Regions from separate parts of the Homo sapiens genome. Here all the other regions are linked to region 3. Evidence: chromatin contacts called from ENCODE Hi-C or POLR2A ChIA-PET data. All regions are on one chromosome and are shown on one strand. Each heading gives the region's core, a stretch centred on a gene start or an enhancer-like site at or near the end of the contact. The rest is flanking DNA. Distances are from core to core; before and after follow the strand shown. Region 1 holds the start of ATG4C (autophagy related 4C cysteine peptidase). Region 2 holds the start of EFCAB7 (EF-hand calcium binding domain 7). Region 3 holds the start of MIER1 (MIER1 transcriptional regulator). Region 4 holds the start of PGM1 (phosphoglucomutase 1).

Region 1 (3,531 bases), core at 83-2,582, 4.1 Mb before region 3:
ATTTTACAGTAACAGTATTTCTCTTGACATCATTTAGGAGTGAAGATAAAAATTTCCACTTATTTATTTATTTATTTATTTATTTTTACTTTTTTGAGACAGGGTCTTGCTCTGTCGCCCAGGCTGGAGTGCAGAGGCACAATCTTGGCTCACTGAAAACTCCGCCTCCCGAGTTCAAGCGATTCTCCCGCCTCAGCCTCCTGAGTAGTTGGGACTACAGGCGCGCGCCACCGCACCCGGCTAATTTTTTATATTTTTAGTAGAGACGGGATTTCACCATGTTGGCCAGGCTGGTCTGGAACTCCTGGGCTCAAGTGATCCGCCCGCCTCGGCCTCCCAAAATGCTGGGATTACAGGCGTCAGCCGCCGCGCCTGGCCAAAAATTTCCACGTTATAAAAAGCATCTTCGGACCGTCCTTTTTTCTTTCTTTCTTTTTCTTTTCCTTCTTTTTTTTTTTTTTTTCCCCACAAAGCCTCGCTCTGTCGCCCAGGCTGGAGTGCAGTGGCGCGATCTCTGCTCACTGCAACCTTTGCCTCCCGGGTTCAAGCAATTCTCCTGCCTCAGGCTCCCGAGTAGCTGGAATTACAGGCGCCCGCCGCCACGCCCGGCTAATTTTTTAATTTTTTAACAGAGACGGGCTTTCACCATGTTGGCCAGGTTGGTCTCGAACTCCCAACCTCAAGCGATCCACCCGCCTCGGCCTCCCAAAGTGCTGGGATTACAGACGCGAACCACCGCGCCCGACTGTCCTGTGTTTTAATGCTTGAAAATAATCTGAATATGGAAAATGAGTGCACATATCCCTTGATGTTTTATAAATAACCTACAGTCCTAATAATGGCTTGGCTTAGAGTTCCTTCACAACAGGAAAAGAAGGCATCCTGGCTTTTTTTTTTTTTTTTTTTTTAAATCAAAGTGAGGCTTGGGTTGGCTCTATCTTGGTCCTGAGTGCGAGGAAGGAGGGCCGCAATGCATGCTGGATCTTGCAGTTCCTACGCCAGAGGCAAGGGCGTGATGCTGCATGGCCTGCTGGTAGTTGAAGTCCAAGTGCTCGAGAGGAATTTATGGCAGCCGTAATGTGGTTTGTCTATCAGAGAGACAATGCTCACAGACGGATACTTTCTCTTGGTTCTGCGCTTGCTGCATTGGTGGATTAGCGGCTTGGGGTGGCGAACAGGTGGGAAAAAGGGATGGATAAAGTAAGCATAGCAGAGGCCTTTACGCCGCTGCTATCGCTACTGCCAATCGCAAGGCTTTCGTATCCCGGAAGTGGCTGATCTGTTGGATTTGACGCGGAGGCGGTTCCTCTTACTACGGTGGCCGGGGTGCTCAAAGTACCTGTAGCTGCGGCGCTGAGGTCGGAACGTCTGCGTGTGTGCGGGCTGGTTTTGTGGCGGCTGCTGCTAGAGCTGGAGCATTTGCCGGGTTGGTGGCTCCTGCACATTTTTACAGTTCTCCAGTCCTTCTCTTTCGGTGAGGGATCGGCTTGAGGCTAAAGGAGTCAAGAAGTTTGGGACTTAGCGTCTCTGGTCCCCGAATGACTGGGTTTCTTGCGGGGGTCCGCCTTCAGTGAAGACCCTGTGGCCAACCATCTGGGTTCTCTGAGGGTTTTGGCGCCTTCCTTGTCTCTCCTTTCTAGTGTCATTTGTCTTCTAACTCTTCCTCGCTTTGTCCTGGGTTGCAGAGATAAACCGTAAGCCTAACTGTGGGCAGCTGTTCCTCCTTTCCTTGTGGTTTTCTTAGATGTTGCAGGCAAGACTCTTTCCCCTGATCTATCGCATCCATTTGACCCCTCCTCATGCCAGTGCTCTGTCGGCCCTGTTTTTCCTCGTTTAAAAAATAAAAAAAGGGAAATAATAATAATAACTGGATCCCCACTGTCTCTCTGTTCTCATTCCTAGCCTCTTTCTCCCTTTTTGGTGTTTGTTACTGCTTCAAGCCATAACACACTGCCTTGCATATATTAATGCCTTTCCATCTAAATATTAACGTTCATTCACTTCATTTGGTTCCCGCTCACCGTGAACTCTCCCAACCCTACCCACATCTAAGGGCTTTTGAGGTTGGAGGTGTAGAATAAATTCTTACATATGATGACTATATTCATATATGAGAACCTTCAGCGGTCAACTCAGCATCACTGCTTATTGAGTTTATATTTCTTGTGATTTCTTTGGCTTACCTTTTCGTTTTGTATTGGTTATTTACCCACATGGGGCTCACTGCTACCCTATAGTTACAGAAGAATACCTCGTCTTACATCTTTTTATATCCGAATTACTTAGGAGTTTTCTTATGTTTTCCTGCTCGGACCATATGTCCCCGGTGGGTTTTTGGCAATGATTTTGTGTCAGTTGATGGCAGAAAGAGACAAGGGAATGATCTTCTTGCTTGCTTGTGACTTGTAATTAGATTATGAGCCATTGAGAATACCCAGAGGGAGTGGAAAGGCTTTGAAAGGTAAAGTCTATGTATTTTCTGAGTTTCAAATTGATAAAGCTTCTTCTTTGAACAGGAAGAGTTTCTATTTAGTCCAATAATCTGAGGCTATATTGAATTACCAGTTCATTCGCTATAAAATTTTTAGAACCACATGTCAAAAAGTGGCCCATCTAAAGAATTGTATAATTTAGCAAAAAGTCATTAAAAGCCATTTAATTAATGCTCTTTTTCTTTAAAATAGGATTCAAGTATTTGGAAAAATGTATTTATGGTGATTGGTTATGAAGTATTTCTAGATGTTTTGATGGTTCTGGTGAACAGCATCGTATTCTGTTCACTAATGTTTTATAAAAAGGCAGAAATTTTCTGGCTTTCTGGGGAACCACGTAACTCAAATGAGTTTGCAGCTCGTTTTCTATTCCAATTATTGCACTAAAGAGGTTCTTATACTAAGATTATCATTCTTTTTTAAGCTATCAAGTATGATCTATACATGTCAGTAAAATATAAATATTAATACTGGTACAATGTTAAATTGGGATTATTCCTAATTAATGCACAAAATGCTGAAATGGTTTCAGCCATGCTTAAGATTTGGGGCGAAATATATTTCAGAATAAATTTACTCATATAATTTTTTATTGAAAAAAATGATACGGTAGCCATTACTCAATCTTTTAATATTTTTCCTGAGATTTTATTCATTTAGTAGGAATTTAGTGACTACTTACTATTTAACTATTGTCACAAAATCACCAAAACATTTGTTTGTAAGAGTATCCTCTTGTCCTCAGCTCTGCATAGATACTTTTAAAGCATTAGCGCAGTTATTCCAACTAAGCTATTGAGTATTATTTACATTTAACAGATGAAAAAACTGAAGCTTGAAGAATTTAAGGAAATTAATTCAGTTCTTTTCGACTCTTCCCACTGTACAACAGCTGCAAGGATCTGTGCTCTATCCTGAAATATATAAAGAGCGTTAAATCAACATATGCTTACTGAGCAGCTATTCATACCAGACACTCTTCAAGGTGCTGGGGATATAGAGTGAACAAGAAAAGTCCCTGCTCTTAGGGAGCTTATAC
Region 2 (3,567 bases), core at 704-3,203, 3.4 Mb before region 3:
CTATAGTCCCAGCACATTGGGAGGCTGAGGTGGAAGGATCACTTAAGCCCAGGACTTCAAGACCAGGCTGGGCAACACAGGGAGACACTGTCTTTACAAAATAAAAAAATTAGGCATGGTGGCATGTGGGAGCCCAGGAGGTAGAGGCTGCAGTGAGCTGTGATCACAGCACTGCACTCCAGCCTGGGCAACAGAGCCAGACTCTGCCTCAAAAAAAGAAAAAAAAAGTTCCACTTTTCATAGTTTTTTGGTTCCCCACTCCTATACACAGATACACACAGTTCAGGAGGTATTACCACTTGTTTGGCAAATACACCTCTGTTTTCACTGTATTCTTAGGGATTTTGTGTGTGTGATTGTGTGACATTATCTTTGCAGCTTTGTTTATTTGAGAACTGGATGATTTTTCTAATGCAAGAGTAGGGAAACAAGTCTCTTTGCTTAATTCTGGGGAAAGGAAAACCTCCTCAATAATCCATAACTTTTAAGGGCATCAGTAAAACATGCATTTATTGGCAGCTGTGTTGAACACCCTATTAGGTGATGGGTTTCTTTATCTGTAAAGATAATAGCAGCCCCCATCCCCTAAAGTATTTTAGGATTCAATGAAAAAACGTAGATAAATTGATTAATACAGCACCCACATTGTAATTCAAGATTCAATAAATATAGGTTATCATTTCTGTACAGCTTTCCCCTTTCATGTCAATTCCTATTTGATACAAAAATTTCCCCAGCTGTGTTACTTTGCATTTTACTTAATCCTGAAATAAACTAAGGAACAGGTTACACTAGAGGGGGTACCTAAATCAACCTGAGGACAAGGACGGCCAAGGAGAAATTACAGGTGTTTGATATCCACCCCACTCCCCCAACCTTTAATGGCTTTTTTAAGTTTCTATAGGGTAGCAACTATTTTATGCATCTCAATATAGGATGGATGAAGGATATGAAAAACAGATGAATCTTATCTAGCACAATGCCTATTCCCACTATGGTCATTCTCAATAATCAGATTATTGGTCATAGATGGGAATTTAGAGATCATGCAGTACAAACTTATTTGTGTAAGTAAAAAAAAACGAAGCTCAGGGTCGATAAGTGACTTGCCCAACAGTGAAAGAGTCTTATCTGGAATCCAGGTATCTAGACCCACTCAGTCCATGAGTTCTCCCACGGGTTTACACGAACGCGCCACATTAATGAAGGCAAGGGACTGACAAACTACGAAGGCGTGTTTTCATCTACTCTGTCCCATCCTGTGTGTCAACCTTATTTATGTTATTTCAAGTTAGACATCACCTAAATACAGCCCACAGTTTACGAAATCTGTCAAAAGCATCGTAGAAACAGAAAGCGAAGGAGGACTATCGTATGAGTACCGCTGGAGGAGACGTAGAGTTGAGGGTACCAAGCGAAGGGAATTGCCTGTGGACAGAGGAGACAAGTTCATACTCCGAAAAAATAGGAAAACGAGAAAGGCTACTGGGCCACATAATATCTTCTCTTCTTGCAGAGGGCCCCCAAAACAGCAATACCTGGGGAGGAGATACCTACGGCATTCTGAGATTCGGGAAAGCACCACTGCCGCTGAATAAAACGAACCCAGCAACTTCCGAAAACAGAAAATCCGCCAAAGGAAACGCCAAGGCATGAAAAGCGCGCGCTGGACGTTGCGTCAAGCCCACCGCGGCCGGGCGGAAACATCCTCCCCGCGACGAAGGATCCGGGTGTGCGCGAGCAAAGGAGCGAGCGGGGAGTTCTAGGCCCAGGACAGCACCTATTTCCTGCTGGTGTAACAGAGCACCTTCTCTCACTACTCTGGCCATACCACCCCCGCGATAGAGGAGCAACACAGCTGTCTCTGTGCGCTCCGGATCAGCGCTTCCTAGATTTCTAGCCGGATCGTTTGGAGAAGGGCTCTGCATCTTATTTCCGGTGGCGGTGAGGTGCAGTTGCCATGGTGATTAGAGAAAGGCCGAGATCTGTCCAGCTGCGGTGAGAGGAACGCTGAATCGCCGAAGAGAATTGGCTGCGCTTCCTTGTTTGTGAGCTAGAATTAGGTAGCAAACAGCTCGCTGTCTCTGTCTCTTCGCTCCCTCTGTCCCTCTCTGTGCAGCTGCTTCTCCTTCCTCTGCTTTGTCTACTTCTCTGTCATAAACATTTGGTCCATGTATGTACCTAAAATGTACATGTAAATGCGGTTTTATTTCCAGAGGAATACAAAAATAGAGAGATGGTGCCCGAGATTACCTGTGACGGTATTTCACTGTGTAGGGACGGTGACTGGACGGCTTTCTGTTTTCACTTGGCCCTGTAGAAGCCTTAGGCGCTTGTTAACAGTTTATTTTTCTTGCTATTGTGTGGCTGGTTATTTATGGAGCCGTTTGCTGCAATGTACTCTCTAGGCCCCTGTCTCAGTCTCGGGCCGGAGTTTTAAGTAAGGGAGGTTTCCAAGCCTGCGGGGGGTGCAATTATATGTTTATTTAAGCTTTAGTTTGGTTTCTCGTCACAGAAAGGAAAAGAATAAAATTCTGGCACATTTCTGCCTTGGGATTTCCATGTGAGGGAGTTGCCTTGTTTGGAAAGAATATTTGAGGACGATCCTAAAATATACTTATATTTTAAAATTGCTTATTGCAAAGTGAAATTCATTCTCCCTTACTTCTTGAAACAGTTTTCTTTCACATTTGTGAGGAGATGCATGCACACATATGTGTTTAGAACTCTGATGCTTAATTATAGTATTACCAATTTGCAGTAACCAGACTGTGACACCACATCCCTGTGGGGTCCTTCTAAATCTGGTGTAATATGAAAGTGTCAGGCAGGCGGCCTGCGTATTATAAATAGGGTACTTCATCCATGATAAGCAATTATTATCTTTCTTTCCCAAGTGTAAATGATCTATATAATTCGAAAAGGTGCAAGTGATTTAGGCCTCCTGAGTAGGAATGCAATGAGTCCTGAAGGGGACCCTACCTGTGTTATCTTATTATTGAACTTGAAATATTCAATTTATTAGGTTGGAGATCTATTTTTAGAAGTCAAAGCTGGGTAGAGTAATATTGGAAGCTGTTAGACCACCAGTAGAATCTAATACCCCATAGTAACCATTGTTCAGTACTATATCCACATTAACAAAGAAGAAACTGTTCGTGAAATTTACGGCTTTTTGCCACTTACTGCTAGCTGGGTGACATTGCTACCCCTCAATTTCCTCATCTGTAAAACGGACAAAAAAATACCTGACCGCTGTAATAGGGATAAGACAAGATGTATGACAGTTCTTTAAGCTCTTATGTACAGAGGTGCTATACAAACCCCAAATATTGTTATTAATAAAGGAACACAGTAAAACTATGATAATGCTATAAATAAGACTTTTAAAATATAGCTATTTGAAATGTGGGGCTGCATTATTGAGATGTTAATGAAATGATCTTGTTGATCCTGCTGTGGAAGATGGGTGTCAACTACCACTCATATCCCGATTCTCATTATTCTGGAGTTTCTCATTATCTGCAGTTTATTTAGCACTTACTACGTGTCAAGCAATATTGTATA
Region 3 (3,389 bases), core at 148-2,647:
AAACTGTGGATCAGCCATTGTATTTGGTTGCATGGCTATTGCTGGCTTTCATAGAAGCTGTTTTGATGGAGTGGTAGGATGGACAAAAGCGTGAGTACCATATTCAAGAGAGAATGCAAGGTTCTCTCCCAAGAACTCTCAACAAGTTCCGCTGAAGAAAGATTAGCTGAGGTGGAGGAGATTGGAGAGGGGAAGAGAAAACAAATTACTTAGGGAATTTTGGGGGAACTTAGTGGGCAGCATTACGGGCAGCGCTAAGGAACCATTTAAAGTAAGACAAGTCCACACAGCTGTGTGCTTTTCTACAGTCTTGTTCAACTGCTGCATAACAACAGAATGTTGGAAGCAGGAATTAGTTTTAAAGTAAGATGGTATTGACGAGACGACAATAAAATACCTCTACTACAGAGCACAGCAATGTTCGGCCTGGTGGCTCACAGAAGCTGAGGCTCTTGAACGTCTGGGCACAGCATGAAAGCATCAAGCTTGAGAGACTGCAGGCCTTAACAAACTAGAAGTGCTAGAACGATGGTTCTAAACCAGGTCTTTTCTCACACAGCAAGCACAGCAATAGAGATTTATTTTATCTTATTTTTTAGACAGAGTCTCGCTCTGTTGCTCAGGCTCGAGTGCAACGGCACGATCTCGGCTTACTGCAACCTCCGCCTTCCGGGTTCAAGGGATTCTCCTGCCTCAGCCTCCCAAGTAGCTGGGATTACAGGCATGTGCCACCACGTCCGGCTAACTTTTTGTATTTTTAGTACAGACGGGGTTTCACCATGTTGGCCAGCCTGGACGCTAACTTCTGACCTCAGGTGATCCACCCCACTCGGCCTCCCAAAGTGCCGGGATTACAGGTGTGAGCCACCGCGCCCAGCCCAGTAGAGATTCTTTTAAAGACTGCGGTAGGTCGATAAAGGAGACATTGTGGCCTAGGAGCTTCAAGGTCTACAGACTGAACCCAGTTAGGGTAGGGCCCCTTTCCAAATCCAGAAATGGTATCTATTAATAGAAGGGCTCCCTCCGGGTCCCAGGGGGATGGACTACGGTTTTTAGCGCCGGAACTTACAACCCGAAGTTCTGCTGCTTGTGACTGCCTGCCGGAGAGACTGGCATGGTGGCGACCAGCTGGGGAGTGGTGCACCACCCCTTTTTTTGGCCGCCTCTGAAGTCCCTGTACCCCCAAGCTCCTCCGTTAGCGGCTCGGGCCGAGGCTCCGGAATGTTTGCCGGGCGTCATGGCGACGGTGGAGCCCTGGCTCAACAAGCGGCCGCGCGGTTGGCTGGCGGCACGAGGCCGAGGAGGAGGGCGGAGGCGGAGGGGAGGGCAGAGGGTTGGTGGAGCTGGAGGAAGCTCCGGACGACGACTGGAAGAAGGAGGCGGGCGGCCCGGGCCTCAGGCCCCTCCCAGGCTCTGAGTCTCCCGGCTGCAGGCGGATGGATGGGGCTTCTTCAGGCGGTGGCGGCAGCAGCGAAGGTGGCGGCGGCAGCAGCGGCAGCGGCTGTAAGTGCAGCCTCCACAAGCCATCTCTCCCCTTCTATTCCAGTTTGGGATGAGGGGCTCCTGAGGTGTCCTCAGTCCCCTTTCTCTCCTTCCCCTCCCCCACGGCAGTGTACCGCCCGGAAGACCCTTAACTTCCGGGGAGGGGCTGCCGCAGAACGCGCCTGGCTTGCTCTCCGCCGGCTGCCAAAGGCGCATGCGCAGCTTCCTCCCTCTGGCCATCGACTGCCTCCCAGCGCCGCCTTTTTGCCTTCGCGGTGGTGGCGCCGCGCTGGGAATCCGCTGCGGAGTGAGTTCGCCTCGCCCCGTTCGCTTCGGTCCCTGATCCCAGTCGGGGTGGGGCTAAGCTGACCACCCTGCTGTGGCTCCGCCTCTTTCTCCTGTATTTCCCTCACTTGTGTCCCATCCCCGGGAGGCTCTCGCTTGCACTGCAGCCTTTATGGTGAGCAGCGCCCTGGGCCAACTTGCCCTTTTCGGATGGAGTCAGGGAGGGAGGAGAGACTCGAATAGGGTATTACTGTAAGGAAACGAGGTCCTCCTAGCGCGTGGGAGGATCCCTTGGGACAGATGCCCGCCGCTCTTTACTCTTGTTCTTTCAGCTTGTAGTGGCTAGGTCCCTGGCCTGGAGCCTATCTGTGGTCCCTGCATGCTGTGTAACCTTGAGCGAGTCACTATCCCTCTCTGGGCTTCAGTTTTCCCTATTTAAAGCTTCCTCCAACGCTAGAATTCTGCATTTCTGCAGAAGAACTTATGTAATTACAAGATTGACTTGGCTATTGAGGCCGCTTCACCAAGATGACCCGGAGTTGACTGAACCTTCTTCACTTATGGGTGGAATGAGGCGACCTATTTATTGGGTCGCTTTTATTCCTTTATCATTAGTTACAAATTGCATGACTTAAGGCTCATTAAATGTTTTTCTAAAATTGTCATGGGATCCTTGTCCTGATTCCCGACCATCTTTTTAAAAATGCGAAACAGGGTGGATGGTGAGCTTGTATCATCGTTTCTGTCTCCTTGCTACTGAGGCTCTCTTTCCTTTGATCCAGATGGTGTGGTCGCTCGATTCTCCCAGTGCCTGGCTGAGTTTCGGACGTGGTTAAGAACCAACTGGTTGAGGTTCAATGCAGACAAGACGGATGTGATGCTGGTAGGCAGGGGTACACTTGGAGATTAAGGGAGGGAAAATCCAAACTCCCTCAAGTAATATAAGATTATATTACTCTTCTTATATGTTCCAGTGTTTGAGAACTGATGGGCCAAAAATTTCCAGAATTTGGGTGAGATAAAAATAACATGTCATCAATGTAAAAACCATAATCATAGTTTGTAATATTCTGATAAAATGGGGCCACTGGATAAAACTGTAAAAATTATGAAAAGAAAATCCAAAACTGTTATTTGAAGAACCAAAAGCCTATATAAGTGTTTTAGAGTGGCATTAATAACAAAAAATGAAACTAACGAAAGATGATGCTGATTGTCACTATAGATGTGGGGCTTCCAAATGTAATAGGCTAAGTTTTTTAGATGTAGGTATTTTCAACCAAATTAGTAATTATCCATAAAATTTTACCACCACATCATAAAGACATGGTGTAGGCTGTTGCTTTTAAATAAAAATTTCAGGAAATAGTTTATAAACTAATCTCAAAAGAGACTCATGGACGCTGAAAATTGTTAGATATAGAATTTTTTAGTTTTGGATGTGTTGTATTAATCTATTTCAGTCAGCTAACCCCAGAGTCTAAATTGTTATAAGTACAGTATTTTCTTGGTGCATTTTGAGAGGTACCTTTTTGGATTGCATAACAGATAGGTTTATATAGTATATATATATATGTTACTTGTATTTGAATCAGGTGTTGGTACTGAATAAAAGGTTATAT
Region 4 (3,573 bases), core at 1,074-3,573, 3.3 Mb before region 3:
GAATTTGGGATTTTTGGATTTGGGATGCACAACCATTGTAATGCAAACATTCCAAAATCCGGAACAATCTAAAATCTGAAACATTTCTGGTACCAAACATTTCGGATAAGGGATACTCAATCTGTAATACAAGGGGATTGCATAAAGGCATGATTATCAGGAGGCAAGGAACATGGGGATCATGTTAGGTCTGTATAAGGGGCCACAGTAACCCTGTCCAGAACAGCAGAACTGCCAGTTAACTCATAGAATCATGAACTATAATCATGAATGGGGGTTGTCTTAAGCCACTCAGATTTAGACTGGTGTGTTATGCAGTTAAAGCTAATTGTTACAACTTCTGGGGTGAGAGAAGTATAGATCAATTCCTCTTAAATGAAAAGCTCCATCATATTTCCAAAGATACTGAAGAATATAGAAAGGGCATGAGATCTGAATTTGGGCCCGTGACTTTACAAGTTATCATTTATTGATGACTTACTTATTAGCACTGTGGTAGGAGCTGTATATTCTCTATCTAAACCATACAACTCTAAGGTAGGTATTTTGAAGGCTCAGTGAATCTATGCTATATTTTCATTTTGTGGAGTTAGATAACCTTGATTACATTCACCATCCAATCCTCAATTCTCTCGTCTATAAAATGGGCTTGATTATATTATTTAATTCACAAGATTACACTGCTCTGTAAACTCCTGTGCAAATATTAGAACTCATTACTAGCAGTCCAGGGTTCCGTTTTCACATAATATTTGCCACCGAAACTCATCTATAGTGACTACATCAACACACTGTATCTACATAGCATGTACTATATGAGCATGTATATCAACACTTGGTTTGTGAGAGTCTGCACTCTTATGGGTCTGTTCGCCTCCCTGCTTGATCAAGACATACCAATTAACTACCAAAAGAATATAATTCACAGGTGAATGATATGCTCTGGTTTTGGAATTGGGGAAGGGGAGCTAATATTTTTGAAGGCCTCTATGTTTCAGGCACCAGGCTAGATGATTTACTTCTAACAGCTGATTATGATTGAATTTGTTTGGACTGGGTCATTTAGAAACCACCTCAAGTAATTCTACTGTGAGCATGGGTCACAGTAGGATTCTACTGTGTATCCATGACTGAGAATTTCTGACATACAAAACCCCATTAAATCTTGCAAAAATATTCCAAAGTAGGTGATATGTTTATTTTACAGTAAGGAAATTGATGCCCACGGACATTAACTAACTTTCCCAAGAGCACACACCTTGTAAAGCCAAGTTTTTTGCCACTTTACCAAAATGACAGGTTTCTTGAACAGAGGAGACAATCACTCTCATCAAATTAAGGGAGATACTAAACCGAAAAGCAAGAAAGACTGAAGATTCCTACTTAATAATCAAATCCCCTTGGTTGACCTTGCTATCCCCCGTGAAACTTTTCCAGCCATGTCAGTCCTTGTTTGTTGATCTCCTCACTTTATTTCTATTACATGAGTAACTGGCTAATTTTGATGGTGTTCATACTTATCCTTACCATATATTTGCTCCTACATTTGTCAAGTCCTGCTTGTACATTTCCTAGTTGCCAACCTGGTGTCACAGCGGGCAAATCATGGGAAGAGCCCTGGTTTTGGAGCCAGACCACCTGAATTGGCCTCCCGCATGGACTTAGCTGTGTGGCAATGAGACAAGGCATTTTATTCTTTGAATTTCAGTTTTGTAAGCATAAAAAGGGGAAAAATAAAACCCAGAGTTTAGTAAGGTTTAGAAACGCTACACTCAGCAAGTCATAGCTAAGTCACCGTCACCAATGGTAGTCAAGTGTGTGGTGCAGCAGGAAACATTTGGAGTCGACTCCTTTACGGAACTCAAATGCCCTCACATTTAGGGAGAAATAGAAAGAATTACGACTCATGAAATCGAGCTGGGGCTGGCACTTCTGACCCTCCCAACAGGTTTCCAGAAAGCTATTTACACACGATGCATTCGCCAAACCACTGGAAATCATTCTACCCTGTACTTTTTTCCACCCTGCCTCACGTCCTTGCCCTATGACCGGGTTCCTACCCCAACCTCTGCCCCAACACTTAGAGGAGGAGTTGCGGGCCTCTTTTTACAGTGGATAGGATTCCGAAGGGGAGAGTAAATCAGTAAGGCTCCACCCATTTCACAGGAGGCCTAGAGACCGGCGCTCCCCTTTCCCCTCCCGCCGGACCTGCCAGGAGGTGGGCTGGCGCGGAGGGAGGGCCCTGTCCCCTGTCCCTTTAAGGAGGAGGGCCAAACGCCGGCCTAGAGTGCGGCGTAGCCCCCACCCGCCGTGCCCTCACCCCAGAGCAGCTGCAGCCTCAGCCGGCCGCCCCTCCGCCAGCCAAGTCCGCCGCTCTGACCCCCGGCAGCAAGTCGCCACCATGGTGAAGATCGTGACAGTTAAGACCCAGGCGTACCAGGACCAGAAGCCGGGCACGAGCGGGCTGCGGAAGCGGGTGAAGGTGTTCCAGAGCAGCGCCAACTACGCGGAGAACTTCATCCAGAGTATCATCTCCACCGTGGAGCCGGCGCAGCGGCAGGAGGCCACGCTGGTGGTGGGCGGGGACGGCCGGTTCTACATGAAGGAGGCCATCCAGCTCATCGCTCGCATCGCTGCCGCCAACGGGGTAAGGGATGCGCGGCCCCGCGCCGCTGTGCACCCTGGCGCGTGTGCGACGTGCGGCCCGCGGCGCCCTCCCTCGCTCGGGGCCGGCCGCTTCCGCGCGCTGCCGCCTCGGTTTCCACCTCCCGCTCCTCCCTCTCCTTCGCGCTCGCTCTTCTGGCCTGGAGGCCCGACGGAGGTCGCCGGGCTGGGGAAAGTGGCCACGGGACCCGGCAGACCTGCTCGCCTGACTCCCGGGGCGCCGGGAGGTGCGGGCGCGGAGCCTCCCAAGGTCACGCCCGACTCTCCGTCTCTAGCCGCTGCCTTCCCTCTCCCCGTCCCCCGCCCCTCCCGAGGCGTCTGACATTTGCCCTAACCTTGCAGCCTTGGAAGATACGATTACGGCGCAGAGTGCTGTCGCCTTAAGCAGGAAAGGTTAGACTGCCGCCGCCTCGCCCAGAGCCCCCTCGCATCCCGCCCGCTCCTCTGCTATTCTCGGCTAGGACTGGCGCTTCCCGCTGGCTCGGAGCCCGACACTGTGGGGCAAGGGTGGCGAGAGCACCCATCCCCCTGGGGCGTCAGGTTGGCAGATCTCAGCAGGCGGGTGCCAATCTTTTCTCCCCGCCCCCTAGTTTGCCTTGGTTCCGAACTCCTGCCCTTTGCGCGGCCTGCTTGCTGGGGGGCAGGCGTTTGAAACATCTAGTCTCTGCCCAGTGGTGCCCGGGATCTGTTCCACCGACGGGGCTGGAGCTGAATTTTCATTAGAATGGCAACATACCCAAAGACGCCCTTACGCAAGCAAGCAGTCGTGGCAGGCCAGGAAATTACCGCAACACCTTGGTTCCGCCCCCGGCCAAGGAAAGTTAACTGACTTGATTGGGCGGGTCCACTCGGATAGGGGAAATTAAAAAAAAAAAGTTTTTCAGTAAATCTGATATATGGAAATGTGGG

What was found. A loop is a pair of places that touch in the nucleus more often than their neighbours do. ChIA-PET counts read pairs that join two places held with the same protein, here RNA polymerase II (POLR2A). Pooled maps may share reads with other maps.
Region 1: a pooled map shows a loop between it and region 3 (8-fold over the local background). The contact joins the promoter of ATG4C here to the promoter of MIER1 in region 3. A Hi-C loop is called at or near these places in 3 of 168 maps with a recorded cell type or tissue (B cell, CD8-positive, alpha-beta T cell and naive thymus-derived CD4-positive, alpha-beta T cell), 1 of 37 single-sample maps with no recorded cell type and 12 of 50 pooled maps. POLR2A ChIA-PET finds 5 or more read pairs at or near these places in 1 of 52 experiments (BJ).
Region 2: a loop to region 3 is called in a map of CD4-positive, alpha-beta T cell, with 6 times the contacts of the local background. The contact joins the promoter of EFCAB7 here to the promoter of MIER1 in region 3. A Hi-C loop is called at or near these places in 1 of 168 maps with a recorded cell type or tissue (CD4-positive, alpha-beta T cell), 1 of 37 single-sample maps with no recorded cell type and 9 of 50 pooled maps.
Region 4: a map of CD8-positive, alpha-beta T cell shows a loop between it and region 3 (7-fold over the local background). The contact joins the promoter of PGM1 here to the promoter of MIER1 in region 3. A Hi-C loop is called at or near these places in 2 of 168 maps with a recorded cell type or tissue (CD8-positive, alpha-beta T cell and naive thymus-derived CD4-positive, alpha-beta T cell), 1 of 37 single-sample maps with no recorded cell type and 9 of 50 pooled maps.

What each region holds. Positions count from the first base shown.
Region 1 is chr1:62,782,800-62,786,330 of GRCh38, forward strand. It overlaps ATG4C (autophagy related 4C cysteine peptidase), which reads left to right and starts at 1,333. Exons shown (of 11, transcript NM_032852.4): 1 at 1,333-1,474. RefSeq lists enhancers at 1,034-1,083, 1,184-1,243, 1,364-1,543 and a silencer at 1,519-1,813.
Region 2 is chr1:63,521,572-63,525,138 of GRCh38, forward strand. It overlaps EFCAB7 (EF-hand calcium binding domain 7), which reads left to right and starts at 1,954. Exons shown (of 14, transcript NM_032437.4): 1 at 1,954-2,063. It overlaps ITGB3BP (integrin subunit beta 3 binding protein), which reads right to left and starts at 1,654. Exons shown (of 9, transcript NM_014288.5): 1 at 1,558-1,654. The coding sequence starts at 1,562. RefSeq lists enhancers at 1,053-1,676, 1,838-1,917.
Region 3 is chr1:66,923,593-66,926,981 of GRCh38, forward strand. MIER1 (MIER1 transcriptional regulator) reads left to right here and starts at 1,398. Exons shown (of 14, transcript NM_001077700.3): 1 at 1,398-1,503; 2 at 2,550-2,650. The coding sequence starts at 1,437. It overlaps DNAI4 (dynein axonemal intermediate chain 4), which reads right to left and starts at 1,264. Exons shown (of 17, transcript NM_024763.5): 1 at 1,070-1,264. The coding sequence starts at 1,239. RefSeq lists enhancers at 967-1,126, 1,417-1,696 and a silencer at 1,267-1,386.
Region 4 is chr1:63,591,088-63,594,660 of GRCh38, forward strand. PGM1 (phosphoglucomutase 1) reads left to right here and starts at 2,324. Exons shown (of 11, transcript NM_002633.3): 1 at 2,324-2,647. The coding sequence starts at 2,402. RefSeq lists enhancers at 2,311-2,600, 3,301-3,360 and a silencer at 2,641-2,940.